2 separate regions of the Mus musculus genome follow, and region 2 is linked to region 1. Evidence: chromatin contacts called from ENCODE POLR2A ChIA-PET data. All regions are on one chromosome and are shown on one strand. The core of a region is the stretch at or near the end of the contact, and the rest is flanking DNA. Distances in the headings are between cores, read along the strand shown. Region 1 holds the start of Pltp (phospholipid transfer protein). Region 2 holds the start of Zfp335 (zinc finger protein 335).

What was found. ChIA-PET counts read pairs that join two places held with the same protein, here RNA polymerase II (POLR2A).
Region 2: POLR2A ChIA-PET joins it to region 1 with 22 read pairs in embryonic stem cell. The contact joins the promoter of Zfp335 here to the promoter of Pltp in region 1. POLR2A ChIA-PET finds 5 or more read pairs at or near these places in 3 of 5 experiments (Patski and embryonic stem cell).

The regions. Positions count from the first base shown.
Region 1 is chr2:164,855,292-164,861,347 of GRCm38, forward strand. It overlaps Pltp (phospholipid transfer protein), which reads right to left and starts at 2,417. Exons shown (of 16, transcript NM_011125.2): 1 at 2,293-2,417; 2 at 1,596-1,706; 3 at 1,413-1,512. The coding sequence starts at 1,695.
Region 2 is chr2:164,907,894-164,913,949 of GRCm38, forward strand. Zfp335 (zinc finger protein 335) reads right to left here and starts at 3,857. Exons shown (of 28, transcript NM_199027.2): 1 at 3,624-3,857; 2 at 2,729-2,979; 3 at 1,313-1,550; 4 at 262-339; 5 at 1-65. The coding sequence starts at 2,929. It overlaps Zfp335os (zinc finger protein 335, opposite strand), which reads left to right and starts at 3,540. Exons shown (of 2, transcript NR_166490.1): 1 at 3,540-3,857.

The sequences.
Region 1 (6,056 bases), core at 1,167-3,666:
GATAGGGAATTACTGGGCATGGTGGCCCACACACACCTTTAATCCCAGCACTCAGGGGGCAGAGGTAGCCTCCTGATTTCTGTGTGAGTTCTAAGACAGCCAGCGCTACTCAGAGGAAACCGCCTCAAAACAAAACAAGATAAAAGACTGAGAGTGTCCTTTTGTCATTCAGTGTCATTCAGACTAACCTTGAATTTGTGAGCCCAAGTGATCCTTTTGCAGGAATTACATATATATTTATATTATATTTTACACACACACAAAATTTGTTTTAAAAAATTTAAAAGCTGGGTATGGTTTCATACATATACATACACATACGCGCACGCATACACACACATATATAGATATACATACACACACACACACACACACACACACACACACACACACACACAACTTTAATCCTAGCACTCAGGAGGCAAAAGCCGATCAGTCTCTGGGTTAAAGGCCAGCCTGGTTACAAAATGAATTCTGGCCAGCCAGGGCTACGTAATAAGATCATGCCTCAAGCATAAATAAATAGGGCTGGAGAGATAGCTCAGTGGTTAAGAGCACTGACTGCTCTTCCAAAGCTCCTGAGTTCAATTCCCAGCAACCACATGGTGGCTCACAACCTTCTGTAATAAGATCCAATGTCCCCTTTTGGTGTGTGTCTGAAGACAGCTACAGTGTACTCATATAAATAAAAACAAATAAATCTTTAAGAATAAATAAATAGGGGCTGGAGAGACAGCTCAGCGGTTCAGAGCACTGGCTCCTCTTCAAAAAGACTCCTCTTTAATTCCCAGCACCCACAAAGTATCTCACAACTGTCTGTAACTATAGTTCCAAGGGGACCCGACACTCTCACAAAGACGTACATGCAGACAAAACACCAATGCACATACATTAAAATTAAATAAAATCTTAAAAATAAATAAGTAAAAACTATGGTCTTGCTTACACCTCCGTGTTCTGTCCACATTGTGATTGCTAGATCTGTTTTCGTCTTTTTGGTTTCTGTTTTGTTGTTGTTTTGTTTTTGGCAGGCGTGCGCCAGACTGAGCTTTCCACCTGGTCCTTTGACTTTGCCTCCATCACTTTAACTCACCCCACATCGCCTCACCTCTATCTCTCCTATCCTGGGCTTCCCTCTTTTTGGCGCCACCCTCTGGATAGACTCCACTCTCACCCACAGGTAAATTCTTCCAGTGTATCATCGCGGTGTTCTTTGGTCCAAGCTACAATTCTGCTGGTTCGTATTCCCCTTTCTTGGACCCGCCTACCTCCAGTCTTTTTACCTAGTAGCCTTACTCGTTATTATGGATCCCACCTCATTTAATTGGCCACGCCCAGACCCGCCCAGTCTGGGGCGGTGTCCCAGGTCATCCCACCACCTTTGAGACCCCGGCCCCCCGAGCCTTACTTACTCCGAGATATTGTAGTAAAAGTGGCCCTTTGCGCCGTACACGTCTGGGATGGTGATGGTCTCCAGCTCTTGTTCCAGAAAGCGCAGGCCTTCCTGCTTCACTGAGATAGCATGGAGACACTCAGGTCCCGCGCCCGGGGCCAGAGCACCCCACCCGGTCCACGGCTCCCGCCGCGCGCCTTACCCAGATCCAGAGCCGCGGAGGTGACGCGGATCTTGCAGCCCGGGAGCTCGGCGTGGGCACCTGCCAGGAGCGCTAGGAAGAGGGCCCAGAGCAGGACCATGGCGACCAAGCCTGGGGGCAGGGTGGGGTCGAGTCGCAGGTGTCATCTGAGAGGCTCAAAACCACTCTTTGGTCATGCAACTAGAACGGAGTGCTGGCCCGGACCGTTACTGCCCGTAAAGTGTTTGGGGCACTCGGAACCAATCATCTTGTCTTTGCCTGATGCAAAACCGAGGTTCCGAAGCACGATAAGACTTGCGCCCTGCTTCCAAAGGATTTGGGGCTCGGTTCCCCCGTGCAACTGCCTCGTGACAAGTTTGGATCTCAGGAGGATGAACAGCCCCCCATCCCCCACCAACACTTTCTCTTTTCCTTCAGAGGAGGGCGTGTGCTGACTTGTGCGTTGGTATGGCGACGACCACAAGCGCATTCCTGCTGAGTAGCTTGAGGTCTCCCAGGCCGCGCGCGGGGATGGCCCGACTGAGCGCTATCCCCTGAGTCCCTCCGCTCCCCTAGCTCCTAAGACTCCGCTATAACGCATTCTGTCTGGTGCCCCATCCCGGAGCCCTCCTTCATCCGCTCTCCTCCCCACCTGGATTTAGTGAGCCACACAACTCACGAGGGTCTGGGGATGCGATGGGGACGCGCCCCAACTCACTTAGTAGTGTGGTCACGTGGGGCGACAGGCAGCGCGGGGGATCCGGGCGGCGGGGTCTGGCGGGTAGCGCGGGTCCAGCAGCCTTTATAAGTCTGGGCCTCCGACCCCCCTCCTCGCCGCGGTTCTTCCCTCCTCCTTGGGGGCTGGGAGGGGACGGGGCGGGACGCTGGCAGTTGGGAGGGTGGATAGGGCAGTACGGAGCCTGTGACAAGCCTAGCTGCTGTCTGGACAAGTGGGGGACTCGCTCCTAAAAGAGCGAGAAAAGTGAAGAAAGCGGCTTGCCAAACCACTGCTGTGGAATTCCAATCACACAGCAATTCCTGCACGCTCCTAAACAAACTCCTTCACTTGGCTGCGGAGCCTCAGTTTCCTCACCCAGCACCGAGTGCCTCCTTATGGGAACTCCCACTCGGCTTCCACGCTAGGCCAGCGAAAGCCAATGCCCTACGGTCATTCCCCTTTCTTTTCTCTCACAACCGTCTCCCGCTGGCTTTGTTATGAGACCCCAACCTACTTGATTGGCTTTTAGGGCCCCAGGGACCTTCCCCTATTGGAAAAGCGATCATCCCAGAGGGAGGTTTGGCCTTCCTGAGGAACTCTGAATTCTTTAGTGAGGACTTGGAGGTGGCTGCTTTGCACAGTCCCCCTCACCCCGTGCACCGCCCCGCACAGTTCCGAGCATCACAGTGGAAAACAGACAGTAGATGCTTGCTTTCTTTTTGTAGCCATGCGGGCGAAATGGAAAGGGGGAACTGATAAAGATGTTTGCTGAGCATATACTTAACACTCAGCACTCAGCCAGCTCAGCTGACCCAATAGTCTTGTTTTGTCCAGGACCTTCCTGGATTCAGAACTACCCACGGGAATCCACTCAGTCCCAAGCGAACCAGAATGGCTAATCACTCTAGATCTGGTTTTACCTTCTTATAGTCTGTGAGGCTGGCTCTCTGGCAGGAAACTGGAGGTTGAGGTTGAGACAATTCTGTGACTGTAAATGCAGAATTCAAGGATTGTTCCAAAACAGTGTGAGGTAGGATTGGTAGCTCAAGAAGCCTTCTCTCTGAGGGACCAGCGCTTACATCCTAGGATGTCAGCCTCAGGACACTTATTGTATAAATAGCTCAGGCGATTTTCTCCTTCTAAATCGTATCTAAAATAGTATATATTAAAGGTTTGGGGAGGGAGTGGGGTTTTGTTTTTGTTTTGGAGGGGAGGGAGGGTTGAGAAAGGTTCTCATGTAGCCCAGGCTGGCTCTGAATTCTCTATGCAACTAAGGGTGGTCTTGAACTTTGGCTTCTCCTGCCTCCATCGCCAGAATGCTGGGATTACAGATGTACAGCATCACTCCTGGTCTGTCTGGTGCTGGGGATACTGCATACAGGACCTGTGCATGTTAGGCACTCTACCAAGTGAGCTACATCCCCCAGGTTTAGTGTAAGGTTATTGTAAACATAGATGGTTTAAGTGCTGTGTAGATTCTCTGCCATATCCCTAGTGATACATATACATATAAAATATTATATGTATTATGTATAATACATTACATATTATATATATTATGTATTATGTATAATATATTGCATATTATATGTTATATATGTTTATTTTCTTTCTTGCTTTTACACCCTGACCACAGATTCCCCTCCTACCTCTTCTCCCAGTTCCTCCCCCACCTTCCCTCTGTCCACTCCACATCCACTCCTCCATTTCCCTTCAGACAGGGGCAGGCCTCCCAGGGAGAGCAACCAACCTCACCAAGGCATATCAAGTTGCAGTAAGACTAGGCGCCTCCCTCTTGAATTGAATTGCTCTACCAAGCAAACCAGTAGAAGGAAAGGGTCCCTAAAGCAGGCAAGAGTCAGAGACAGCCCAGCTCCCACTGTTAGGGGTCCCACAAGAATACCGAACTACATAACCACAGCAGATATGCAGAGGACCTAGGTCAGAGCCACACAGGATGCATGTTATCAGCTTAGTCTCTGTGAGCCCCAGTGAACACAGGTTGATTGATTTGATTCTATGGGTTTTCTTGTGGTGTCCTTGACTTCTCTGGCTCCTACAGTCCTTCCTCCCCTCTTCTGTCGAACTCGCCAAGCTCCACCTGTGGTTGTGGGTCTCTGTATCAGTTTCCATTGGTTGCTGGATGAAGCGTCTCTGAGAGGCACTAACCTATGAGTACAGCAGACTTTCAGTAGGAATCCTTCTCTATTCTGTGTCTCCAGGCTGTCTGGTTCCTCGCCCTCCAGGCACTGTTACTGGTGAGCTCCCTCTCACGCTGGACCAATCACTGGTTGGCCATGCCCACAACTTCCGCGCTACCTTTACCCCAGCACACTTTGTAGGCAGGACAAATTGTAGGTCAAAGGTTTTATGTCCCAGTCACTCCACTGGAAGTCTTGCCTGGTTACGGGAGATGGCCAGTTCAGGCCTCATATCCCCCATTGCGGAGTCTTAGCTAGGGTCACCCTCATAGATTCCTGGGAGTTTACATTGTACTTGGTTTCTAGCTTGTTCCTGAGATGCACACACACACACACACACACACACACACACACACACACACACACACACTTGTTCCAGTTCTCCCAGCATGCTCCTCAGACCTGATTCCTCCTGTTCCTGTATCCACCCCTTACCCAGACACTCCCACCCAGACACACCCACCTCCACCCACCCACCCCCAAGTCTATTCTATTTCCTTATCATAGGGAGATTCATGTGTCCCCTCCCCCACCCCTCCTTGTTCCTTAGTTTGTCTGGGTCTGTGGATTGTAACATGGTTGCTCTTTACAACTAATATCCACTTACAACTGAGTACATACTCTGTTTGTCTTTCTGACTCTGGGTTTCATCACTCAGGATGATTTTTCTCTACTTCTGTCCATTTGCCAGGACATTTCATGATGTCATTGGTTTTCTTTCTTTCTTTCTTTCTTTCTTTCTTTCTTTCTTTCTTTCTTTCTTTCTTTCTTTCTTTCTTCCTTCCTTTCTCTCTTTCTTTCTCTCTTTCTCTCTTTCTTTCTTTCTTTCTTCATGTTTTATTGTTTGTTTGTTTGTTGTTGTTGTTTTGGTTTTTTGAGACAGGGTTTCTCTGTGTAGCCCTGGCTGTCCTGGAACTCACTCTGTAGACCAGGCTGGCCTCGAACTCAGAATCTGCCTGTCTCTGCCTCCCAAGTGCTGGGATTAAAGGCGCCACCACTGCCCGGCGTACCACATTTTTGTTTTCCATTCTTTAGCTGAGGGACATCTAGGCTGGAAGTCACTATTATAATCCAGGCATAGGTGTGACCTGGCAGGGCAGGAGAAAGTGCCTTTCCTCAGCTCATCTCCAAGGGCTTCCAGGCTCAGCCTCTCTTTTTTCATTTGTGTGAATTTCCCCTTTCCCTCACAGTGTGCTGTGGTCTCACCCCTCAGTGACGCTGGCAGTGCAGCCCAGGGAGGAATTTGGAGGGATCTCCCTGAGAGTCAGAATTTGCCTTGCGTGATGGAGGGGTGAGTCCCTGCCAAAGCCCCTCATGTTTGCCCATGGCTCTTAGGAAACTGGAGACCTTCTGGAACTCAAAGGGAATCCTCTGCACATCTAGTCCAGCCATGTCCCTAACACCAGGCTAACCATATTAGTCACATGCTCTGCACACAGATCTGGTTCAGGTCGTTTGCTCTAGCATGTCATCCAATTTTTCTGGGAGGGAGCCAGAGGGAACATATTTTAGGCTTTTCTGGGCTCTGTCCCGGCAGCCTGAACAGACAGGATCAGCTTGGAA
Region 2 (6,056 bases), core at 2,607-5,106, 54 kb after region 1:
GGCTTCAATGGCTGCCAGACTGTTGGCCAAGGTGGAAGTAGACATGGATGATGCCATGGGAGCGCCTGAGGAAGCACAGGAGAGAAGGTAGAAGGCAAGGCTGGCCATGAGCTCCAGCCGTTCCTCACGGGCAGGTCCAGATTTCCCACAGAGGCCATCTTGTCAGAGGCCAGGGCAATGGCTAACCCCCCAGGGTCATATGGAGTCTTGTCTTTTGCCCCATCCACTACAGGCTCCCAGGAACTGCTAGGAGTTTTGTACCGTCATCCGGGCCTTGCAGGATCAGGTACTGTGTGGTCTCAGCTCCTCCCTCTTCACCACTGGTCACAGTGATGCAGCCTGGCAGAAAGGGTGGAGGGTGACACTCTCAGAGGGACCTTGACAATAGGCCCACACCCTTGAACTCTACTTGGCAACTGGAGAGCACCTTGGACATACCCACTGCAGGCTGGTGTGAGGCCTGGTGTAGGTGACGTGCTAGCCCAGTCACCAGGATGCCAGCCAGAGCTACCCTGGCGGACAGGGTTTTGACAAATGGGCCAAGTCGTCCTTTATCCTCTCTAAACTTCCTCAGGACACAGATCCTGCAGGTACCATGTCTCAGAATGCTTCTCAGACCATACCAGAGCTTTGTGGGATTCTAGTGCTGTATGCAAGTCCCTAACCTAAAGACCCAGCACAGTACTTAGCAGCTTGAACAAGGGGTTACCTGTCTGAGTTTACTGCCCAGGAGAAACCTCCATTTACCAGTGTCACTGTTACCCAGTCATTTTTTGGTGTCTCTCTCTCGTGCCTTATAATTCTCATATGGACCAGGTTAATGGCAGCCATCTCCTCTGGAGGTTACTGGAAGATCTGCCCCCTCTTATATGTCAAGTGTTCATAACTACCCGCAGTACAAAGCCAGCTACAACTGTTTCTACGTCTTAGAATTAGTTACTGCTGCACGTACTTCATGCGTGTATATGGGCATGCGTGCGGAAGTCAGATGACAACTTTTTGGAGTTGGTTGCTTCATTCCACTGTTATGTGGGTTTAGCGGCAGTCACCAGGTCTACCTGACAAGCACTATCACCAGCTGAGCCATCTTACTGGCCCCAGCTACAACTCTCCCTACTTCTGAGCACTGTGACATCCTGGCATCATACTAAGAACTTACAGTGACGTTGTACTTGATACTTGTGTTGTTTCCCACTAGGAGACAGTTGTCAGTTCCCTTTACACACTCCACAGTCAGGTAAGTTCATCTTCACTCATTCATTGACACAGATGGCTGTGGGATTGGACAGGGCCACACCCTCTCCCTACTCACTCTGGATGAGGTCTGGACCAATGGTAGATTCGATGATCTTGTCAATGGCAGAGCCTAGGTCTGAAGAGGAGGCTGTGCAGTCAGACACCAGCATGCTGGGGTCTGGGAGAACACTGGAATGCACCAGAGCTGGGGGGCCACCAGGCATCTCTGCTACTGGTCCCCGGGACACAGAAGATGAATCAGGGAGGCAGCCATGAGGCAAAGGGTCTGTTGAGATGCTCTCAGATACCTCCTCCTAGGTGTAGAAAGCAGAGGGCAGTTCAGGAGCCAGGCGTGAGGCAGGACAGAGCAGCCTGTAGATACCCCAGAAACAACAAATAAAGCCACCCACCCACATTTCAGCCTTACAGAGGCCCAGGAGGGTTCTCCTGTGAGGGCCCACAGATATAGTCAGGAACTACCCCAGGGGGGAAAGCAGCAGCTCTCTAGACCACAGGCCACAGCCAGGAGGCACAACTGTCACTGGGCTTTTGCATCAACCACTCCCCCTGCTGCACTCTCTTCCATGATCACTACCCAGCTTTCTCACAGCCATTTAGGCACTGCCCCCTCTAGAGGGCAAGCTGGACCTTACTCAGGACCTTTCTGCTCCTGCACACTTCCCTTCAGAGACCAGTCACCTCACCACACTGGAATGACAACAGGTTGGGTCTACTCTCTGAGAAGAGAAGCTTTCCTCTATGGACCCAGTTCCTCAGCACAATCCCAGCCCACCCCCGCACCTCAACATTTTCCACACCAATCTGTGTTCTCTGCAAGGACCTGGACCACACCTGTCCTGTCCCTAGCAGTAACCCTGTAATATAGCATAAGTTAGACCCCCAGGGTAGGCCCACTTCTGCTGACATAATGAAACCCTAAACTGCACACCCAGGGCCACTACTTCATATCTCCATCAAGTGGAGTCCAGATACAATCCCCATCTCGCAAAATTACTTATGAAGCTACCAGAGATGACTATGTTTCTAATTTTCACTTAACAGAGAAGATGAGGGCTAGAACCTGGGTAACCTGCTCAAATCACAAAGTAATGGGTCAGGAAAACATGGCTCAGTTTCCCCTTACAGCCTAGCACCCATAGAACCCGGCCCTCCCGTTCCATTTGACAGATGGGAAGACTAAGATAACTGAGATGGATCAACATTTGAACCGGGCTCATGGAGCCTGAGGGCTCTGGGTAAGACCATGGATAATTCTGGCTCTGTCGATAGCAAGCACGCTCTGCCTCAGTTTCCCTTTCTGAAGATTCTGGAAACAAGTGGTTTAAGTATGTCTCTTAGCCATGGGACTTGTCAAAACCGACCACAGCAGTTTGGCATGGCATGGCTTGGCGTCTGCCTCAAAAACAGTTATTTTCTACAAGTAGGCTTTGCTGACGGTCCCCCTGCCCACACCATCCACACTGATCCATACCACAGAGTGGTTGCCACCGTCCGAGCTCTGCCCGACGCCAGAGTCGTCAGCCTCCGTTAATCCTGGGACGGTCGCAGCGTCGCTGCTGTCCGCGGACACAGCTTCCGAGGTGCACACACCCAGGCCGCTCTCAGAAGGCTCCTCAGGCTGGCCGGGCCGAGGGGCCGCGTCGCTACTGCTCTCCACCTCGTTCTCCTCCATTGGTTCTGGGGACCGACTGACAGCGAAGCGCGGGGTTTGAGGCTTTCACTCTGCTGGGCGATACGACCATGGTTGCAACAAGTGGTCCACCTTTCGGGCCCGGCCAAGCAGAACCCACCCAGATGCACCGGTGTGCCCATTCTGCAGATGCAAAGACTGAGCATCGGACTAGATGGGACGGGGTTTCCTGGAAAGGGAACCTTCCAGAAAAGAATAGGGACGCCTGGCCTCTCAGGCTAGGACCCTTTGGGAAGAAGGGTGGTCCCGGTGGGTGATCACGGCTCCTTGCTCCTCCCAGAGGCATGAATCGACCCTGGGCGGACACAGCGGCCCGGCGCTCCGGCCCCCGTGTCCCCTCGGATGAGGAGCCGGTGGTACAGCCCGCAGGCCCCCGGGGTCAGTGGTTCACTCCCCCTCCCCGGACTCCCCTGCGGAGGGGGCTGACAGCGACGGTCGCGGGGCCTGGTGTCTCGGGGCTGTCCCCGGCGCTGCCTGAGCTCCAGGCCCGGCGCCATCTTGTGGCGGCGCTGGGTTTCCGCTCAGGCAAATGCGAGAGCGGCTAAAGGGCCTGGGACCCCGGGGCCCTGTTCGGACAGCCCCGCCGGCCCGGGAGTCCGCCACCCGGCAGCCTCGCGGCAGGGCCCCGGTGCACGGCAGTGTGCGGAGGGGCAGCCCGCCTCCGGCTGCCGCTAACCTGAGCCTCTGGCTGCTGTGTCGCTCTCCGACTCCGGCATCGACGAGGTCGCCATCCTCTCACCCCCGTCGCGGAGGAACCCATCGGCCGCCCTCGAACCGGAACTACTTCCGCCGCCGTCCCCCCGGGAGAGAGAGATCTGCGGGGTTTCAGAAGGCCTCTCGGAGGACTCAGAGCCGTCGTCGGGTCCAGGAGGACTCTAGAAGTCACATGCTGCCCGGTGTTAGGGCTGAGGTCAGCTGGGTACGGGGACTACTTTTTCGTGTGGCGGAGGGCTACACGGGAAGTGGCATGACGTCACGCAGGTCCCAGCCCGGACTCGCCGGACAAGGCGCGGCGGAGGCGCCCGGCTCTCGTGGGTGTGGCCCCCAGCGTCTAGCCACACCTCCAGGGGTCGCTTAGAGAACCGTCGCGACCTGGGATGGTTTAGAGGTGTCCAGAGGGGAGGGAACGTCAGTCATTTTCCTGGTTTTTCACCTGTAGCTTAAAGCTCCACTCGAGCCAGATCGGGTTCTCCCGGGTTGGGCTTGCTGTGCCGTAGTACAGATGGCAAAACCGAGGTTTGAGGACAGGAAAGGCTGGTCAGGAATCACAACTAAGGCGACTTGGGGGATCGGGTAATGGCAGAGGTCAGGGATGTTTGAAGAAGAGTTAATGCTTAGGCCACGGTGCACTTCGCAGCTGTATTTCTTACTAGGACTGGAGGGCCAGACACCCAGCTGTCCTCTGATCAGTGTAGGTGTGTTTAGAAGTTGGGGAATTAGCTCAGTGGCAAACACGAGGCCCTGCGTCCTATTCCTAGCATACACACGCGCTCATAGACGCGCATGCACGCACGCAGGCAGTGTTAGGTATTTTTAGAAGTCTACAGTCCTTGGGCCCAGTGTGGTGGTGGCTCATGCTTTTAATCTAGCACTCCGGAGAGGCAGGCTAACCTCACTTGACTTACATAGACCAGCTGGAGCTATGTAGTAAGTTTTTCCCAGAAACCACATGGTAAAAGGAGAGAACCGTCTCTTCCAGGCTGTCCACCCACCTCCACGCGCTCTTAGTGTCATGTGTGCACTTACAGACATAACAATAAATACATGCTTAAAGCCGGGCCCTGGTGCTGCACGCCTTTGAGTCCTAACACTTGGGAGGCAGAGGCAGGCGGATTTCTGTGAGTTTGAGGCCAGTCTGCTCTACATAGTTCCGGAACAGCCAGGTCTACATAGCGAGACCATATCTCAAAACAGAAAAGAGAAGAGAAGAAGAAAAGAAAAAAAAAAGAGAGAAAGAAAAGGAAATGGAAAGAGCCAGGGAGTGGTGGCACACACCTTTAAACCCAGAAATGGAAAGGCAGAAACGGGTGGATCTCTGTGAGTTCAAAGCCAGCCTGGTCTACAGAGTTAGTTTCAGGACACAAAAACCGTGTACTAAAAAAAAAAAAAAAAAAAAAAAAAGCGGGGCGGTGATGGCACACTCCTTTAATCCCAGCACTTGGGAGGCAGAGGCAGGCGGATTTCTGAGTTCGAGGCCAGCCTGATCTACTGAGTGAGTTCCAGGACAGCCAGGGCTACACAGAGAAACCCTGTCTCAAAAAATAAACAAACAAAAAAAAAAGAGGAGAAGAAAAATGAATTCAGTGAAAAGGACAAGTGGCTTTGAGTTATCACTAGCACCTGGACACAAGGGCTCCTACGCTCTTGTCACAGAAAGTTCTCCCTTCCTCGTGTTTCCTCTTTGATAGAAATAGACCAAGAGGCCTGTGGAGGAGGCCCATCCTCACTGTACCTCCTTCCCACCCAGCATTATCAGGCCTCTAGAACAATCCTTGAGACCTACATTTGGGCTAGCTTCATGGCGGGTTGGTTTTAACAACTTCTTTATATCCTTCCTGTATCCTACTGGATGCCTTCTGTCTCTTGACAAGGTCACTTAGGCCAGGACATCCAGGGGTGGTCGCACTGAGCTCATAGCCATCACATCTTCAGCCAGCCCAGCTGAAGTCCAGCCCTAACCAGGGGACAGGATTCCAGAAGATCCTGGTCTAGAGAGACACTAGCAGCTTCACCATAGAACAGAAAGGGGCGGGGCCAAGAGAGGCAGCTGTGGCTCAGGTTCTCAGGGCTGCTGGTTTTGTTTGCTCACCCTCTGCTTCCTGCCTCTGTTGGCTTGGGTTTGGGGAACTGCATGAGAGTTGGCTCAGTGACTATGACATAGACTCTTCCTGCAGAAGGAGCAAGTTTAGTTCCCAGCAGCCACTTCTGATGGCTACAGCTAACCAATAACTCCAGCTCCAGGGGCATCCTCTTCTGGCCCTTCTTGGACAACTGCAGTCACTTGTACATACCTCTACACAGACATGCATGCACATAATAAGTGTTAAATAATGGAGATAAAACAAAAAGGTATGTGCACATAGACACCTACACCCTGGGTCTATTGAGA